Regions from separate parts of the Homo sapiens genome. Here region 2 is linked to region 1. A link is a loop called in an ENCODE intact Hi-C map of the cell type or tissue named here. Cell type or tissue: Calu3. All regions are shown on one strand. Links, peaks and the distances in the headings refer to the core of each region. The heading gives the core; the rest is flanking DNA. Region 1 overlaps BMPR1B (bone morphogenetic protein receptor type 1B). Region 2 overlaps PDLIM5 (PDZ and LIM domain 5).

Evidence for each region. Hi-C counts contacts between places; a loop is a spot of excess contacts. Peaks named below come from ENCODE experiments on the same cell type or tissue, not always from the same donor. Only the 100,000 strongest peaks of a DNase experiment are listed, where the experiment ranks them.
Region 2: a loop joins it to region 1, with 3 times the contacts of the local background. A loop is called at or near these places in 3 of 110 quality-filtered maps.

The regions. Positions count from the first base shown.
Region 1 is chr4:95,103,930-95,114,504 of GRCh38, reverse strand. It overlaps BMPR1B (bone morphogenetic protein receptor type 1B), which reads right to left. Exons shown (of 13, transcript NM_001203.3): 4 at 9,938-10,097. The coding sequence starts at 10,080. Among named protein-coding and RNA genes, the nearest start is that of BMPR1B, 350 kb to the right of the region's middle. In Calu3, for the core only: no CTCF peak of the experiment used is centred there; a DNase peak (open chromatin) is centred at 6,724.
Region 2 is chr4:94,637,398-94,647,972 of GRCh38, reverse strand. It overlaps PDLIM5 (PDZ and LIM domain 5), which reads right to left. Exons shown (of 13, transcript NM_006457.5): 9 at 7,523-7,697. Among named protein-coding and RNA genes, the nearest start is that of BMPR1B-DT, 110 kb to the left of the region's middle. In Calu3, for the core only: no CTCF peak of the experiment used is centred there; a DNase peak (open chromatin) is centred at 5,272.

The DNA.
Region 1 (10,575 bases), core at 1,741-9,740:
TTGTCCAGAAACTTGTGAAAAAGAAGGATCTAACATTTCCATATAATATACATCATTAATTACCATGAAAAACCATAGATACCAATTACTGAACACTTATTTTGGCCCTTCACAGATACTACTTTTCCAGACAAATCCAGACAAACTCTGTGAGGAAGGTAGCACTACTGTTGCTTTCTATATGAGGAAACTGAGGCTCAGGGGGCTTGAGTAACTTTCAAAAGTCTTACAGTTAGTGAGAAGGAGTGCAAGGGTGTGAATCCAGGCAGGTGACTGTTTATACTGTTCTTGCTCTGAGATAGTGAAATACACTTATTTCTTATTAAAGCACAAAAACTAAAGACAGGTAGGATTTGGGATCAGCATGGCATAACTGAGATTCTGACATTTAGTACCTCTGCTTCTGGGCTGTCCTGTCATATAAAGAAATTAAGCTTTGTTGTAAGAAGTATAGGCTTCATTTGGGGGTGGGGTAAAGATGGGCAACAGAAAGAAGGGTTCTTGATAAGACAGTGGAGAGGAAATAAAATTTTAAATTCTGTATGGTTTTCCAGATTAAAAATAACTTTCACTTATTCTACATCATTTAATCCTCTCAACAATAAGAAAAAGAAAGTATTATTATTCCTATCTTACAGATGAGGAAATTAAAATTATAAAAGTGTAGCAAACTTGTACAAGATCAAAGAACAAACAGTTATGGAACTGGGCCTTGAATCAAGGGCCTCTCACTTCACCATGTGTTTTCTGCTATGCCCTTTGGGACTAAAATAAAAAACACATCTGTTATATACAGAACTGTTTGTAAACAGACATTGATATCTTCACAACTTTGGGTGATGAATGCCAGCAGACTCTCAATATAAGTCATAAACCAGCACTGAATGTCTTAAGAAATAAAGTACTAAACTATATCTCTATCCTTTTCTCATATATATGCATGCTCAGCGTCCAAGACAGATATGGCAATGTAATCTTGAAAGGTCATGGGAATAAAGCTCTGAGAACGATACTAGCCATGATTTGTGGGTTTGTCTATTCTGTCTTAGTGGTAGCAGCATGCTGCTATATGTTAGCCCTTCAGTTATTATCAACACCCTCAGAATTGTTTACTTGGTTTATAAGCCTCAAGTGGTCCAAAATACTTCACTTTATAAGAGCCAGCACAACAAAATTCAAACATACTAATGAATGGCTAAAAAGGGCCAATGATAAATCCCTCTCTTACACCAAGGTCAAAAAGCATGAATATTGTTGTGGAAGAAAGACTGTCTCTGAACAGCCCATGCCTTGAACTCTTCAGGCCTTTTTAACCAATTTACTGAAATTGCTATAAAAATGTAAAACATGTAAACACCGAAGGGAATAATTAAAATATCTGTTCCTTAGAAATTTACTTTAAACAATATGAACAAGTAACACCTGTGACTTTTTTATTCTTTTCCTTCATATTTAGACTACATGTATAACTTACATTTCTCATCTAAATCAAAATTCAAAAATTACCGGAAAATATGGTCATCCTAATTTTATGATATCAGGAAGGTATAGGGGCTAGAGAAGTACCCTAAATTAAATCTAAAGACTAATTTCTCCTTATCATGGGTTCTTCTTACTCAAAATAGGAGTAAATAGAAATGCACTTCTAGGCAACTGTTAAGAATAAAAAAGAAATGGAACAGAAAAAGCTGGTAAAGCTATTGTCAAGTTACTGCTATGATGTCCTAGGAAATTTAAAGAAACATCAGAGACAGTAAATTCAAGCTTTAAAAATACACACCCCTTGTCTGCAAAGAGAGAGGAGCTAAAAATATAAAGAGGGGAGACCCTGAGAAAATAGTCCCTTCCCCTATAAGCCATAAATTCATAAAGGAATCAAATATTTAGTTGGAAGACAAGAAAGGAGGCGAGACAGCCATTTCAATGGAATATTAGCTGCCACAAAGCAAATTAATTTATATGCTCCTCACTGACATTGCTCTCCAGCAAGGAACATCAACTGGAAACTAGCACTACAATTACAGAAGTTCAAGAATTACTTGAAAACTTGCAACCCTAAAGCAAGTACAAATGGAAACAAAGCTATGTTCCGCAGTCAAAGCTAATCAATTTTGCCCACCTCTAAGAGACGGCTACAGGCTGTCACAATTAACTCTTACCATTGGCCTATGTGAACATTCTGCTGCCTGGTTGCCATGTTTAAGCTTAGTTTTGTATAGAGATTGTTACCCTCGTTCCCAGAGTGTTGGAAGTGATAAAAAGATGAGATGAAGAATCATGAAGGAAATAAAAGTGGAAATAATTTTAAACAAAATTGAAAATAAGTGAGATATATACATGAACATAGGATGAATCAGGGAACTGTAGTAATGATTATGAATGAAATAAAAAGACAATTGATGTAACATTTCAAAAATGCTGTCCCTGTGTTATAGACGAAGAAAAGTGATAGCAAAATGAAACAGTAGTTGAGTGCACAAGATATTCAGTCACCAGTGCTAACTGCCTTCTGACATAATGTTAACTCATGAAAAAGCAAAGCACTTGAGAATTTAAAGACTGCATGAAGTCAAAGCAGTGATAATGCAAGTCTTGTTTTTCTTGAAGAGGATTCAGGGAGAGAAGAAAAAGAATATGAAAAAGAAAGAAAAGCAAAACAGGAACAATTTTGTTACAATTCTTGGATGATTATACAGGTTCTAGGCTCCTTAAGTTCCCCAAATATTCCAAAAGCAAAGGACTGTCTAGAAGGAACATCTAGAAAAATCATCAGGCATTTAACCACCTCAAGAGATTTTCAGTGTGCCCAGGTGAACATACACTTGCAAAAAAGGTGTCTACCTGTTTTAAAACTTCAAGGGACCAAGCGATACTCTTTTTAGGTAGATACGCATTCAGAGAATAGATGCATTTATTATGGTCAAAAATTTATTTCATTTATTATGGTCAAAACAGATTTATAATATAGCCTTCTGGAACCCAACTCATTCATTAGTTGTTGTAGAATGGTTAGAAACCAATTTTAGAAGATGTCTAAAACTGCACTGATAGCATCTTTATTTCACATGAATATAGTGTTTACAAGGTTTACCCAAACTTTGGTCCCTTTAATTCTATTATTCCACTAAGATCTTATGTTTCTTTATTGTAAACCCCAGGGTTGTTCATATAGCCACCACAGTTGAGAAGAGACTATTGTAGAACTTTTCCTCTAACAGTTTAGATCTTCATAAAGATTCATTTAACTGTAAAACAATTATTTAAAGTATTAGTTAAAAAGAGTTTATCTGCTCTGTTCAATCAAGTGATAGGAAATTTGAAAGCATTATATTTATATGATGGGTATCTATCTGCTCAGTTGCACCTGGCTGGAAAGATTAACAGTTTTCCTACAACAACTCTTAAATTTCTTTTGAATTTCTTTTACATTTTAGTCAGAATTGATTTTTAAAGGTTAACTGATTTTAGGTCATCTGTAAACAAGTTCTTAAGAACATCTTTTCTTCTAAAATATCTATTTCTCACTCAAGGGAGTAAAGTCAGTTTTCAGTTTTTGTCACAGGTAAACGCAAAGATACACATAACTTTTAGAATTACCATTTAAAGGGTGCAGCTTTTTAGTCCATTAACTAAAATAGCTGAAAGCTGCTCATAGCTTTGTTAACAGTGGTATGTTTTACACTTATCAAGCATACTATGACTCCAGCAGAGCTGGGTGCTGAGTATGCAAGGGTGCATTTTGAGGAACTCATAGTCTACGAAGGCCACCAATCCTGGAAAAGAGAAAAGTCATTTAACTTCCAGGAATAGGGACAGACATCATAAGCTGCCTAAGTGTTTTCTACTGATTGTGAAGTAACCAAAGAAGAATGCTGAGTGTGGTAATTATTAAAGTAATAGAATCCTACTTCTTTTCCCCTATCATCTTAGATGATGGATTCCCATAGCAGTGGACGGAATATAGCGTGAAATACATATGAGTCTACTTTCCCCTTCCCTGGCTTTCCTTCTGAGGGGTCACAGTATTGGGAGAAGGTGAAGTTACAACATTAACGACGAAGTACCAATGTGAGAGATGCCCCTTTTATTTATCCTCAAGATCATGTAACTATCAGACATCCTTCCCTGGTACCCTTGCCAAATGATTTAGCATTTTGTTTATTTTTTCTATGAGGTACAAGATTTTTTGAAATTGTCTCAGTTTTTACATTCAACCAGCATTAGTATAATTTCACCCAATGCGGACCCTCACCACATCTCACCTTGACAGCTCTGAGAGCCTTCCTGCAGGACTTCCTCTCTCCTCTCCTAACTCTAATCCATTCCATATAGCAAGCCTGATAAATCCTACATTGTCTCTGCTCAAAAATCTTCAAGAGTTCTCTCTGTATAATTTTAAAGCGCCCTGCACTATCACTTTCTATTAACTCCAGCAACAAACTGGGACCGTCTAAAATTCTCATTGATGACTAATGAGAGGTACAAGAGGAGAGTTATTCCTTATAAAAGCCTCCATATGTGAATTTAAAATCACAGCCTCTTATAACTGAATGTTCTCACTCATAGGTGGGAATTGAACAATGAGAACACATGGACACAGGAAGGGGAACATCACACACCGGGGACTGTTGTGGGGTGGGGGGAGGGGGGAGGGATAGCATTAGGAGATACACCTAATGCTAAATGACGAGTTAATGGGTGCAGCACACCAACATGGCACATGTTGTATACATATGTAACAAAGCTGCACATTGTGCACACGTCCCCTAAAACTTAAAGTATAATAATAATAATAATAATAATAAAAAGAAGTTCTAATGAAGAACCCACCATTCTCTTAGGTGCAATGGTTTGAAATCAACATCTTCTACTGGAAAAAAATAATTAAATAGATCAATATTTAAATGGCCTGGGCAACCGTGGAAAAAATAAAACCCTGGATGGTTTATAATGACATTCAGTATGCAAGGTAAAACGTGCAAACAAGCTGGAACAATGCACGCTTAAATCCTCTGAGACCTACGGTCAGGAGCACCTGTTTGAAAACATACCACCACACTCAGTAAGAGGTTTAAAAAGCCTGAGTTAACACAAACTTTGTAAAAAGGCTCCAGCCCCTAAGCTTTTCCTTCTTCCACCTGTGACTCTTCAGGATACAGAGTTGGAGGCTTATCTAATTCCTCATTTAAGCAGCCTGGTGTCATTTGCACATCCTTTGTGCAAACATTCAATTTGATTTATTACATCTGTAAACCCTGAAAACTGCCCAGGCAGGAGAATTCTTGGTAAGAAACCAATAAGATAAGTAAAGAAGTATTAAAGATTGTCTTTGAAGAAAATAGTCAAAAATAATTTTTTAAATGCATAACATGCGTGAGGAAGTGGAGGGACTTGAGAAAGGTGGTAAGATAGAAACAAAAATGTGATTACAGACCACATCAAGTAAAACAAGGAATGATATGCAAAGCCAGATCTGATTATATAGAGAAAAAATATATAAACAAGGCTGAGATAACACTTGCTAGGACAGGAAACTGAAACAGAACACTGGCATGTTGAAAGCCACATAAGGAGAGTTACTCAAGGAAACTATAGCACTCAAGGTATGCAGTGATGGTCTGTCATCCTAGGAGTAGAATCTGGAAATGGAACTCGATGGATTACAACGCAAATTGACACATGGAAAGATATTTAGAAAACAGATGGTATCTCGAGGGAGAGAGGACAATGGCTTTACCCCTTACTTTGAAATATAAATATAAAAAAGGCTCTATTACTGTATTCAGTCACACTATGTTTGTACTACATCCTTTAATGTGAATATCATGAGCAGTGGAAATGGCATGGATTTTGGAAGCAGCCGTATCTGCACCTGACAGAGATCAAGCCAAGAATGACTCTGGCCTTGGCGAAGGCTGATAGAGTAATTAATGGTACTGAAAAGGAGTTTACAAGCCTCTAAAACCTTGCACATGTCCTCTAAATTAGCATGTGAGATTTCAGGTTCTCTTTTAAGTACTATTCACTCTTGCCTCCTTTTGGATTATTCTCTCCAGGGAGGTGGAAGTGATAATGAACATGAAACCTACCACAACACTCAGTTTGACTAAGATCTGGGTGGTACAAGGCCTCAAGCCAGACAATTTAGACCAGCCCTTTTCTAAGGTACACATTAGAAAATACAACCTTATCCTTTAAACTGTTTTACCTAGAAGGGTAATACTTAGTGTAGCATTACTCAAGGTGTGTTCCCCTGCAGGTCAGCAAACTGCTTGCTACTGATCTGGGAAGGGGTGAATTTAAAAATGAAAACTTGTATAGCAATCTAAAGGAACAAATTTATGTCTGTTGAAGGTAAATATTAGGCAATAAAAATGGAGCATGTATTTTGTAAGTATTTTAAAAATTAATTTTTCTAAGAATTTTTTTATTATAATTTAGCAAAGTATCAGTATACAATTTATTGTGGAGAGAAAATTATCTTTCACTAGAGATAGCCTGAGAAGTACCGATTTGGAGGGTAGAGAGTAGAGTGTGCTTACAGGAATGGAAGTAGAAAGTCCTGGATTTATATAGGTCTTAGGACAAAGAAACAAATGTGGCCCCTGTGAGTCACATATGACTGATCTCAGCTCACAGGAAGATTCAACTGGAATCAATACTTCATTAGGAAAATACATGTGCCTTTTACTCAAGAGTGAATGTTTGCTCCTTTCAGAACCAATGTCAGAACTGGCCGCTGGCCAAGAATTCAGGACTTTGGAGTCCCGGCCACAATTTTTCTATCATATCATCATAACTATGGAAAATTACTTAACTTTTTAGAGCCTCGGAATTCTCACCTAGCAAACATAGATAGTGCTACATTCTTTATAGGAATGTTATAATGAATAAAGAAAGGTAAAAGTAAACATGCTAATATTTATTAAAAATTCAATAAATATTAGTTTTCTGTTAACTTCTACAAGTTAATCCATTGATGTTGACGGCAATGGTATATCTATGTTCTTTTGAGGGATTCCATTTTTACTGTGGCTGTTTTTCTTTCTTCTGTATTTTTGTTTACTTTTTCTTTGCTGTCATAAATCAAAGTTTGACAACCATATAACACAACCCATTTTAATCTGACTTCCATCTCTACTACATTAAATATCTCTAAACTGCAGTTATCAGTGTCTATAAATCTGATTGCCATTTTTCAGTTCTTATTCTACTCTCTAATAGATCCAACATAGCTGACCTTACTACCTCTCTAAGTAAACCTGGCTTCAGTGACACCATACTCACTGCTTTATTGTGAATTCTTTAGTATCTTGCAGACATCCCCTTTACCCAAGCATTAAATGTCTCATGGCCAAGTCATACACTGGTAGATTGTTCTATTATTAATCCCAATTCTTCATACTTTACCAGGGACAATGCTTCCCCTTGACTGTGACCTTGATTTTGTCACTTGATTTGGAAAATTCAATGTCAGAGGACACAATATGAGCAGAAGCCTTAAAAGATTACTCCTTTACACTCCTGTGAGAAACAATATGCCTTGGGTAGCTGCTGATCCAAAATAAAAAAAAAAAATGAAGAAATGTGCAGCAGGCCTAAACTCAAACAGCAGCATGAAGTGAAGCCCACCTAATCCCAGCAGAGTGCAGCACGGATACAGCCTCCTTACAAACCCCTGAATGAAAAATAAGTGTTTTTAATTATAAGCCACTGTGGTTCTGAGGTTATCTGTTTCACCGCAAACAGTGACTAATGCTATGCACATTTTGACCTCTCTCCTCAACCTCTTCTCTGAGCCCCAGATCCATATCCAACTGCATACTGATACCTCTACTCAGATACATAAAAATCCTCAAATGTATCATGTCCAGATTGGAACTTGGTTCTTTTCATCTGTCCTCTTTCATTAAAAGTCTACCTTATGCATTTAAATCTACATCTGGAAACTTATAAAGCCTCTCTGGTTGTCCTCCTAGATGGTATCTAATCCATCATCATACAGCTCTATCTTCTAAATATTTCTCAAATAGATCTCACTCACTCCTACACCAGCACCACCCTAGCTCAAGATCATTTTCTTGCACATGAACTGATTTTACTGAATCCACTGTTCAATTTCCCTGACCTAACTGTTCTTGAATTCACTTCTGTCTCCTTCTAATACATCCAATATTCTGCAGCAAAGAAACAAATCAGATCATGTCAACCCTACCACCACTCCTGCTGCAAAACTCCCTTCACTTGCTTCCCAACACCCTTAGGAATAAGATCACGTTCTTAATATAGCCCACCAGGTCACAGTCACTATACCTCCTGTCTCAGCTCCTACCACTATGCTCTACTGTTCCTACTCCCTGATCCTACTCCCTGTACTCTAGAAAAAACAGTTTCTTTTGAACACGCCAAGCTTCTTCCCACAACAGAATTTCCACTGCAGATACCCTGACTGAACACTTTCTATCAAACCAACTTAGGACATCCAAATGGCTTATCAGGAAAACAGGACAAAATATTTGGAAAATCCTGATCACCAGGACAATAGCTCAAATGACACACACAGGCGTATTCTGAATACCACAGACTTAAGACACAATAGTAAAATACCCCACGCTACTTTGTTTGCTCCTGCTAATTTTGCTTTCTTTCAAACATTTTTAAACTCTCCTGATACTTTTTCTATTTACTATAAAGAGGCAGTGTTTCCCTGGAAAAAACTGAGCTTTGGAATCGTTTTACCTTGGCAAAAAAATTCAGTGGTCACAACTTTGTAGTACAAGAGTCAAGTTACTAGACCTCTCTGGATCCCAAATTTCATTTGTCTAAAGGTGAGAATAAGTTGTTTTGCTGATTAAATGAGATATATATTTATGAATACACCCAGGTTTCCCTCCCTGTGTTACTCAGTCATGTTTCTTGTGCTAAATATACAAGGTTCTTGGAATACCCTGGTAAGCTTATATTAGATTTTGCTTCATGGGAAACTTAAAAACCTTTTTTAAAAAGCTCTCAGAAAGGAAAAAAAAAAAGCATTCAACTCAGCTTTGCGTACCTTCTGGCTAATGAAGCCTCAAATGGTTGCTCAGATATTCTACCTGGGCTCTAAACCTAGCAGTCCACCTTTCTATTTAAGTCCACGCCCTCTCTTGAAGCTTAAGGCACACTCTGCTTCTCTGACATTTTAACTCGAGGGCTGTGCTCTTCTAGATAGCTGACCCACTTCTCTCTTGGCACACACTGGCCTCATTAGGCTATAGCTCTTTATCCACTGTTGACCTTACCGTAAGGAGTAAATGCAGCTATAGTGATCAGAGGAATGGATGGAGCTGCATAAAGGCATTTAAGGAAGAAAAAGGCAAAATAGTTCAGTTTCAAATGTTATAAAGTATCTATAAGAACATGATTACCTATTAAAGAGTATTTTCTAGTATTTGGACAATGTCTTTCTTAGCAACTTGGGGAATCGCATGAGCTCTACCACTGCACTGCTTCCCAGAGTCAGTTTATGAATATTCCCAGCAGCTTAGGTGTTCTTTCCAAAATACTAACATCAGCATGATGAATGCTTGAAACAAACAAACAAACAAACAAACAAAATCACACGCATTTGACAGCCTCTGATGTTTAACTAATTGTGGGGACCAGGTCTTTTGAAAGAAAATAATTGGCATTTGCACCTTTACCAGGAGCCTGGGATCTGAGGTCTGTGTTCATGTGTATGTGAGCTGTCTGGAGGGATCAAAAAGAAGCTTAGAACATTGTTTCAGGGTGAAACACAATTCAATATTTCTCTAATACAAGCACAGCTCTAAGAGTTTACGATAGTGTTAGGCATTGTTCTCTAAAATGTGTTCTTTGAAACACTAGCCTACAGTTGCATAGTTGAAAAAGTGTGACTTTTTGTTAAAGCTAGCTTTAAATCATTTATATCACCAACCTGCAAATATTGTTGACTGAGTCTTCTGGACAATGGTGGTGGCATTTACAACGCAAGACCTTTGGACGGGGGGTGGGGGCTGTACTCTCACCATCCTCTTTCTTGGTGCCCACATTTAATTTTCCTGCACTTCGCAAAAGCATGTTATCAAGGAAGTTTGCTGAAAGAAGAAATAGTGAGAGTTAGGCATCTGTGGGGTAGACTACCCCAGTCTTCTGTTCAAACGAAAACATGAGATTACATTTTAAAATGAAGTATTCAAGATACTTAAAGATTTAAACAGAAAAACAGACATTTTGGTATTTTGATTAAAATCATGTCTTTTACCTAGTATACACCTCATACAGAATAAAGAAAGACCCATAATCCTTTCAGGAGGATATTTTATGTATTAAATTGTAACAGCTATATTTAATACAGTGCAAGGAGCTCAATGAGACATTATATAGACAACCTCTACTATATCTGGTAATTCCATGGGTAAACACTATCATCCTCATTTCTCAGATGAGAAAATTAAGACTCAAAGTTTAAGAGATCTGCACACAGATAATGGATAGACTATAGACCCAGCATTTAAACTCAAATTGTTTCAGCTTTAAAACTGTCTATCTACCATATCACAGAGTCTCTCTACT
Region 2 (10,575 bases), core at 1,194-9,193, 470 kb after region 1:
ATTTTCATTCAGCTCAAAGTATTTTCTAGTTTCCCTTGTGATTTCTTTTCTGACCCACTGGTTGTTTAAGGAATGTGTTTTTTAATTTCTACATATTTGTGAATTTCCCAAATTTTCTTCTGTTATTGATTTCTAATTTCATTCCATTCTGGTCAGAGAGCATACTTTGTATGATCTCAGTCCTTTTAAATTTATTGAAACTCGTTTTATGACTTAACATATGGTCTATCCCGGAGAATGTTCCACATACACTTCAGAAGAATATATATTCTGCTGGATTCTGCTGTTGCTGAGTGGAATGTTCTATAGATATCTGGTGAAGTATACTTGGTATTTAGTGTTGTTCAAGTTTTCTAGTTCTTTTTGCTATTCTGACCAGTAATCAATTATATCTATTAATTAATATGGAGTGTTGAAGTTTCCAACTATTATTATTGAATTGTATATATTACTCCCTTCCATTCTGACAGTTTTTATTTCACTTATTTTGATGCTGTTAGGTAAATATGTGTTTATAACTCACATTTTCTTAATGGATTGAGCTTTTTATCATTATAAAATGTACTACTCTGTCTCTAGTAATTTTTTTTGTCTTAACATCGATTTTATCTGATATTAGTACAGTCATTCTCACTCTCTTTTGGTTACTATTTGCATAATATATTTTTTTCTATACTTTTACTTGTAACATATTTGTATCTTTTATTTTAAACTGTGTCTCTTGTAGACAACTTATAGTTAGATCATAATTTTATCTACCCTTCCACTCTCTCTTTTAGCTGGAGTGTGTGATATATTTATGTTTAATGTAACCTACTGATAAAGTAGGATTTATTAGTGGCATTTTGCTATCTATTTTCTCTATGTTGTATGCCTTTTTTGTTCCCTTTCCTACATAAAAAAGTGAAAGAGGAATCAAAGTCATCAGCTAATAGTGAGGATGGGAAAGGAGATTTTAGAAGTTTGAGGAGAAAGAAGATGTGAAATGGGTTTTTTGGGGAAAGTGGGAAAGTAAACATATTAGAGAAACAGCAGTCTTTCATTACTATTAAGAATATACCCAGGGAAAAGAAGGAACATACCTGAGATTAGTAGTGATGAATTTAAAAGGAGACTGGTTAGTGTGATTGTGGGATTCCTTCCAGTCACACCCATCATTCGGGTGTGAGCACGGGGTAGACTAGAAATATATACCATGGTGCCAGTATGGTAACTTGCATAGAAGTTTTCAATGGACATTTGTTGTACAAAATATTCATTTGATTATGAATAGACTTCTGAACCTTACTGCTTTCCATTCTTTTCAAATAAAATAAATTGGTTTGTTAAAGTTGGATAATCCTTACCTCTCCTTTTTGCACTGATGTAATCCTAGATGCATCTCTGTTCGACTTACCATATTAATTTGGTTGTTGATTTGCTTGTCTGTATTTTTTATTAGACTATAAACTGAATTAGTTTGCCAGGACTGCCTTAGCAAAGTACCACAGACTGGGTGGCTTCAACAACAAGAATTTATTTTCTCACAGTTCTGGAAGCTAAAGTTCAAGACCAAGATGTCAAGAGGGCTTCTCCCCTTAGTGTATAGATGGCCATCTTCTCCATGTGTCTTCACATGGTCTTCCCTCAATATGTGTCAGTGTCTCAATTTCCTCTTATAATGACACCAGTTAAATTTAATTAAGGCCCACCCTACTGACCTCATTTTACCTCTTTAAAGACCAAATGCCCTCTTCAAATATAGTCCCATTCTGAGGTACTGGAATTTGGGATTTCAGCAAATGAATTTTGGGAAGACACAATTCGGTTCACAACAGTAACCTTCTTAAGAAAAAAGAGCATGTCTTTGATTTCTGTGCCAGTGATATCTAAGGACAGCGGCACACAAAATACTCAACGAATGTTGCTTATACTCCTGCATTAGATGAGAAACTAGAAAAGTGAGCCCCAAGTAATCTACATGAGTTTAAGAATACATATATGCTGTACAAAATAATTTTAGAGGGGAGATGAGAATATTTAACTGTTCAACTTGTTTATTATCTATTATCTTCTTTCTCATTCAAACACTACGAATAAAAGTACACTGCCATAGTCTTCAGTTATGGCAGGTTTACTGAGGGTGTTTTTCTGATGTAATACAGTAATAGATATCATTGTGTGTATATTCATTCATCACAAACACACAAACTCTTGTGCAATAAATTAGAAAGACTGAAGTCGGAGAGAGAAGAAAATAAACATCACATCCAATCTATTATCTGGACATTATAACTCTTAATTTTGGGGTATAGTTCTCTTTTGGTCTTTTTTCTAAAGCACACTGGCTATATGTATTGCTTACTATTATATTCCTAAAAACAGTGGGATAAAACAGTGCCTGGTTCATTATAGGACCCTCAATAAATATTTAATGAATGAATGAATGTATTTCAGAATCAAGCAGATGGGTTCCAGCCCTGGCTCTACTATTTAACCACCTTTGTGACTTTGGGCAAATTAATCTAAGCCTCTGTATTTCCATCTGTAAAACAGGCATAAGAATATATCTACTAACAGGAAAAGAAGTCAGTGTATGGAAAAGATACTTGCACATGCATGTTTATAGCAGCACAATTCACAACTGCAAAAATATGGAACTAGCCCAAATGCCCATCAATCAATGGATAAAGAAACTGTGGTATATATACACAATGGAATACTACTCAGCCATAGAAAGAATAAATTAATGGCATTCACAGCAACCTGGATGGAACTAGAAACTACTATTCTAAGTGAAGTAACTCAGGAATGGAAAACCAAACATCGTATGTTCTCACTCATAAGTAGGAGCTAAGCTATGAGGATGCAAAGGCATAAAAATGACACAATGGACTTTCAGGACTCAAGGGGAAAGGATGGGAAGTGGGTGAGGGATAAAAGACTACAAATTAGGTTCAGAGTATACTGCTCTGGTGATGGGTGCACCAAAATCTCACAAATCAACTCTAAAGAACTTACTCATGTAAGCAAATACTACCTGTTCCCCAAAAACCTATGGAAATAAAAAATTAAAAAAAAAAGAATAATATCAATCCTCTGGAGTTATTTTGGGAATCCAGTAGAATAATACTAATAAAGTTCTTGGCATGGGCTGGGTGTGGTGGCTTACGCCTGTTAATCCCAGCATTTTGGGAGGCCGAGGCAGGTGGATCATGAGGTCAGGAGATCAAGACCATCCTGGTTAACATGGTGAAATCCCATCTGTACTAAAAATACAAAAAATTAGCTGGGCGTGGTGGCAGGTGCCTGTAGTCCTGGCTACTTGGGAGGCTGAGGCAGGAGAATTGCTTGAACCTGGGAGGTGGAGGTTGCAGTGAGCCGAGGTTGCAGTGAGCCGAGATCGCACCACTGCACTCCAGCCTGGGCAACAGAGGGAGATTCCATCTCAAAAAAAAAAAAAAGTTCTTGGCATGATACCAATCAAGTTCAATATATAGTAGCTATTTTTATTGTTATCAGGCTTAAATATATATCTTGGTGTATAGTTTCTTTACATAAAATTGGAATCATACTTTTGAGTTCCTTATTTCATTTTTGCCATATTCATATGATACTATAAACATTTTCCTATGTAGTGGTAGTTAAAAGCATGAATAAAAATTAAAGTTAGACAAATCTGGACTCAAATTCAGGTTCCATTATCTACTACATATGCAACTTCAAACAAATACGTAACTTCTCTATGCCTCAATTTTCTCAACCTTGAAGTGGAATAATCATAGCAACTGTCTCACAGGGTTGTTATGAAAATTCAGGCAAAATTCTTGGTGCAATATTTGGAATATGCTAAAAACACATTTAACTTTAACTATTATCTGAAAATTACATTATATAGATGCTGCACATTTATGTTCTTTCTAATCTTTCACAACAGTAAATAGTGAAATCTTGGTCTCTGTCTTGTTTATGAGTCTTGGTCAATGTCTTTAGTTGTTTCCTTAAATACAAGGGCTAATAATACATTTCCAGGAGGCCTTTTATTTTCAAGTAAAATCTTAATTAGTGGGGATGATAAATAAAACCTATAAATAAAGGGGTGCTCAGAGACTGAAATAAATGGTAAAACAGGCAACAAATTATGCATGTTTTTCCTTGGTAAACTGAGATGGTGCTCCTTATGAGAGAGGTTTGAAAATCACTGAGCAAAAAACAAATCAATAATGTTAAAATTTTTTCTCTCACTGGAACAAACAATGGATTGGCTGTATATAGTTTTTCTGGTGCTGTACTGTAGGCAAAGGCAAAACAATAGTAATGTGGCTATTTAAGCATTCCATATTTAAGAAGAAATTCAAGCACTATAAGCCCCTTATTTCTTTCACAGAGAGGTCAAGCTAAACATAAATAGTTCCGTTAACTCCATGTAATACAAATGGTCAATAGATTTTAATGCCACTAGATGTAACACTTAAGAAATAAACTAGAATGTTCAAAACCCCATTCTACCACGGAAACTGAAATATGATTTTGGCTACAACTGCCTGATTTTCTATGATTCTCTATTATCCTAGCACTCCAACAGTTAATCTATTCATAAGTATGAGTCAAATAAATGGTGCTTCTAACATAATTTGACTGAAAATGTCCCATAGCAAACTTAATCAAAGCTTCAACAGAAGTTCCTAAAATGTAACTTCCTATTCATTCGTAGCTAGTCAAAGTAATGTCTCCATAATACAATTTAGGCAAAACATCCATAAACTTTTCACAATTCAAATAAACCAAAAAATTTTTAAACTTTAGATCCAAATAAGATTACGGAATTTTAAACTGAATGTGCTCTATAAAGAGATAACCAGTTCAGTTCTAACATTCAGATTCCTGAGGTTTTCTAAAACAATCAACTCTGCTGAAAAAAAAAAAATAAATAAAATAAAATAAAACATAAAATGTGCTTTAGTTTGCCTTTACATAAAAAATGGTTTTTGGCAAATTCGAAATATTGAAAAGTAAATATAAAACAAAACAATATAAATTGGTACAAACAATATAAATTATATGACAGAAAACTCACAATATAAATTATAAATTTAAACTTCTCCAAGCTTGCTAGGGTATAATAGTCTGCATTGAAGGTATCAAGCCTGAAACTACAGCTCGTTTTTAAAACAGGTGTCCAAGAGAATGTCACTTGATCTAAAGTCTTCTTGCTTTGGTTAAGTAATAGTGACACTGAGGCCAAGAACTAGAATTATGCTTTGACTAGGCCTCTGAACTGACCACAATCGATTCAAGCTGCTTAAGCATTTGAGCACCAGGCAAATGTGCTATGTTAATTACTGTTACATGATCTTGACATGAACTAATCCCCATTCCTATTAACTTCCTTAGTAAATGAAGCTTTAATGCTTAACTGATAACAAGTACTGGATAATCCAGAACAATATAAAATTTAACAGATGAGGGAGCAATAAGTGATGGCTACTCATGTTAGCATAATACATATTTATTTTACACGGCAGGATGACTGTGCATTAAAATTGCATACTGGCCTGGCATTAAATTTAAAACCAAGGCAGGTAGGGGTGGTGAAATGTAATTTCTACTTTGATCTTCACATTTTCTCCATATTAAGTAAGTTTTTTAGAAGTGCCGGAAGTGGTGATTACAGGATATCATGGAATTTGATAACTACACAACATGAATCAGCAACTGATGTGGTATGACATTTTGTTAACTCACCCAGTAATTACTTGCTTACAATAGCATACAAATAACAGCAGTGACTCCTGTCTCCACAAAGGTGTTTTTATCCAGAATATAGTATCCCTAAGCATCAGTCTAGGCAACCAAAGTACTGTAACTTACAGAAGCAATGTTACAAGTCAGAGTTTGTTTCTATTTTATCGATATTAAACCAAAAATATAACAGCTAAATGCAGGTAGTACTAAAACATTGTTTTCTTTATTAGGATAAAGCAGCAACATACCAGATCTTACATTAGTTTAAATATTTCTATAAGACAGAGACCCCATACTAGCACTTTCAGGAAAATGACTAACCAAATTGACATTATGGCCTAAATGATGAATGGGTCTAGAGTCATGCATGATCTATGCAGTTAAACATTTACTGAATGCCTTCTGTGTGTTGAATACTGCTCTAGACTTTGGAAACCTTTACTGATTTTCCCTTTCTCCCCATAACCACTATTACTACTACCACTGCTGCTGGCTAATTCTTACTAAGCAGGTGCTCACTCTGAAAAATACAATTTAAAGGAAAAATAGCAGCTTACAAAATACTGTATTAGGATTCCATTTTTGTAAAATAATATCTGTCCTTATGTGTGAATGTTTTAAAAGTCTGAAAGAAAACAGATAATAGAGGTTACCTTGGGAGGTGGGATTATGTGTGAACTTTGTTTTTTGTTTTCTGTGTTTCTATGTTTTTTAAACGTCACAATGAACATTGACTACCTTTAAAACAAACAAACAAAAAAACTATTCAGTTTTGAATGGCATACTGTGTGCTATGTTCTTGACACATATATTATTCAATTAATAGTAGGCTAAAGAGAGGGGTGTTTATATTTGACTCTAAATGAAGTATTGAGGTTTCCTGACTCCATTTTAAATATTACCTAGAAACATTATGCTATAATTATGTAATAGAAGAGATGAAAATGCAATTAAGTTTTAACCTTATTCAACTTTAGAGAAGCCACTGTTTCAATTATTTCAAAGTAGGATAAATTTAAAAAGAAGAGAGCTTGAGAAGTCACTTCAAAGGACCATTTGTTATTGCCAACAAGGCAACTCACGAAGTGCAACAAGGTCCTTTGGGTGGGATGCCTGCAATCAGCACTGGTGCCTACACCACCTAACATTCTAAAAGCCCCTTATTCAGAAATACTCAGAGATTCAATAAGCTGCAGTACAGTGCATTCTTAAGATCTGAGACTTTTTCTTCTTGTAATTTAAGAGACAATAAAATAGATTGGGATAAAACGTATTTTAAAGAAGCAGGTCATTACGTAATCTAACATTCAAAACATTTATGAATAGGTCTGAAGGTACCTTTCAGTGCTTGTGTACTCAAAAATCCAATCATCTTTTTCTCTAAGGCTCAAAGTTCTTTAATGTCACTAGTTATTTTTCATCTAAATGAATGTCCTCACTTCTATAATTTGTAGAATAATGAAATTAGGATAAATGACTTTCAGGGTCCCTTTGAGTCTTAAAATTTTATTATTCTCTGAAAGGCCACATTAATCACTTTTTCCTTAGTTCTAATAGGAATTGATAACTGATAACGAACGCAATTAGTACTTTTATTTTCACAGACCTCCGTATTACCTTTCATTAAAATAGATTCTCATAGATAGATATTCGTATTTACTCAATAATTAGTACTCTATAGGATTATGGCAAGAATATTTTCACTAATTACATTACACATACTTCCAAATGCAAAAAAAAAAAAAAAACCCAACATTGATATTAAGTACTTTCAAGAAAATTTCAAAAAACAACCAACCTGATGACCTGGTTACAATGGGCGCACATCGGAGTTCGTTTCCCTGCTGGAATGTGCTCAGCTCTTTGCACTAAAGTGTCCTGGTCACTTGGCTGGGTTTGTCCCAAAGCTGAGTTGGCTGGTGCCACTGATCCTGAGTAAGTAGCGCTGTTTGAGATTCTTCCAGTGGAAGGTACTAGGAGTTAAAACAGAAGAATCAGAATGAGAATAAGCCACATATAAACCTTTCCTAACAATCAAATAATAAAAATTATTATTTTAACAGTAATCTATTCACTTGTTATTCACTCACTCACATTTACAGTGAGGTTATGAATCAAACACTAGGCTGTGACTATGTAGGTAAATGGGAAAGAAAACCAAAGATTCCAACAAAGTAAAAGAATTATGACAGACGTATGCATAGAATTTTTTTTTTTTTTTAAGACAGAGTTTCGCTCTTGTTGCCCAGGCTGGAGTGCAATGGCATGATCTCGGCTCACTGCATCCTCCGCCTCCTGGGTTTAAGCGATTCTCGTGCCTCGACCTCCCAAGTAGCTGGGATTACAGGCATGCACCACCATGCCTGGCTAATTTTGTATTTTTAGTAGAGACGGGGTTTCTCCATGTTGGTCCGCTGGTCTTGAACTCCTGACCTCAGGTGATACATACCTCTGCTTCTACGAGAAGACATGGTTAAGGTAAATATTGAAGGTGAGTTATTTCTAATTCTCTAGACATCTCTGCTAACCATTAATTAGATTTAATTCCAAATATAGTCATAGATGTATTAAAAATCCCAATGTATTGAAGATAACAAAACCAAAAATTAACTCACTATATTCTCTCTGTTCCTGGATTCTCTAAGGAGACTGTGCAACCAGTCACCCAGGAATAGAAGGCAGCTACATAAGAAGCATCCTTGGTCCTTCCTCCCTCTCATTTATAGTAATAGGTCCTGCTGGTTTGATAGTTCACATTGTTCTTGACTTTGCCTCCTCTTCCCCATTCCTATAATACTGTCTTAATTTAGATCCTCAACGTCACCAACCTCGACCAGCTACCAGAAATGTCCTTCTTACATTCATCCTCTCAACAGCCACCTAAGACTGAAATCTGACCCAACAGCATTTAAGGATCTCCCTATTTGACCCCTGAATGTAGTCCCTGCTTCCACGTGCTGCATACAAATCCCCCCAGTGGTCTCTGCTTGCCCCACAACCTCATCTTACACTGCTCTTTGCCTTTCACTTTATGCTCCAAGAACACTAAACTGCCTCACTTTTTCTTGTGAATGGGTCTATGTATGCTCAGGCTGTTTTCACCATCGGTAATGCCATTTTCTACCCTTCTTCCTATTTACCTAGTAACCACTACTTTATTGTTTAAGTCTCAGCCCAGAAGTCGACTACTCCAAAAACTCTCCCTGAATTACATTTCTCCCCAACGCTCTCCATATAATCTGGATTAAATGTTTCTCTTCTGTGTTCTCATAATTTTCTGTTAATGTGTTACTGTTTCTGCTATATATTTCTGTGCCTTTCCTTCCCTTAACTAGATAGTATACTCCCTGAGGGCAGAAATTATGTCTTATTCAGCACCCTAGCAACTTAACAGTGTCTGGAGAGAATAAATGAATGAATAAATAAACTGGAATCAATACAAAAGTGAATGAATGAGAAAACAGTGAGGATTGAAACCAACAGATGGTCTGCTCCTTAGCCACAGGCAATTAAAATCTAATGGAAGAGAAAAGGTGCATGTGAAAATAGTCCAAAAGGAACAACTTTTAAGAAAAGCATACAAATAATACAAATTAACAGAGTGTATACAGATAAATGTATTTACATAAATATACATATATATGTAAAAACACATTGACAGTATATTAAAGTGTAGTTGGAATTGGGAAAGATTAATTAGGATAATTGATATGATAATTCTCCCTCACTAGAATAAAGCCTGTTTGCAATAATGTGCAATTACAGATCCAGAAACCCAGCATTTATAGACACTTCACACATCTTCTACAGTGCACTGCCTGGCACTCGATCTGTGAAACGCCACTTTCAGGCCAGGGAGCTCTATTATTGCCCATGTTTCAAGTGAGTCAACTGGACTAGGAACATGTTTCCATTCTCTTAGACCCACACTTTTCTCTTACAGAAATGGGAAAGAAAAGTGCTGTAATATTCACTTGGTACACTACTTTCTTGTTACCTAATTTGCTCACACAGCCCAACTCTTACCTCTGTGCATCTTTAATTTCTTTATCCAGGCCTGATTTCTTCTGGAGCACCAAATATGTTTTCTCCAGGACGTTTTCAACTCTAACACCTGTTATTATCTTTAAATTCAAGAAATGTAAAATGTATTTCTTCTTCTTGCACATATTACCAGCTCTTGCCAAGAACGCCTAGATGCTAGAATTCTCCCACTCACGCAGGCACAGAACTCGGCCTCCTGTGTCCCCAAGGGTTAGTCCCCAGACCCTAACAACTGTTTCATAGAAAATGTTTCTTTCTCAGGTCTGTCCTTCCGTTCTAATCCAAACCCACCCTCTATCTTTTGAATTCTGGTCTTGAATTCCTCAAATCTGGACTATTGCAAGTCTCCTAACCACTCTCTGCTGCCAGTCTCCCTTTCTACCTATTCTGCTAGATTATTTTTCCAAAAACACTACTCTGATCATATGTTCCTGCTTCTAAAATAAAGCCTCTGTAACTCATTACAAACTATATGTAGTCCTGAAAGTCAAGTCCCTCAATAAGCCCACTCCAATCTTCTGTAAAACCTTATCCTTTCTGTTTCCCCACATATCACTGCCATCATCTTCAGACTAAATTAGAGTTACTTAATACTCAACTTGTGCAATTATTTAATACTATTTGAAAGCACCATTCCTTTTTTTTTGAGACGGAGTCTCGCCCTGTCGCCCAGGCTGGAGTGCAACGGCACGATCTCTGCTCACTGCAACCTCCACCTCCAGGGTTCAAATGATTCTCCTGCCTCAGCCTCCCAAGTAGTTGGGATTACAGGTGGCTGCCACCACGCTGGGCTAATTTTTGTATTTT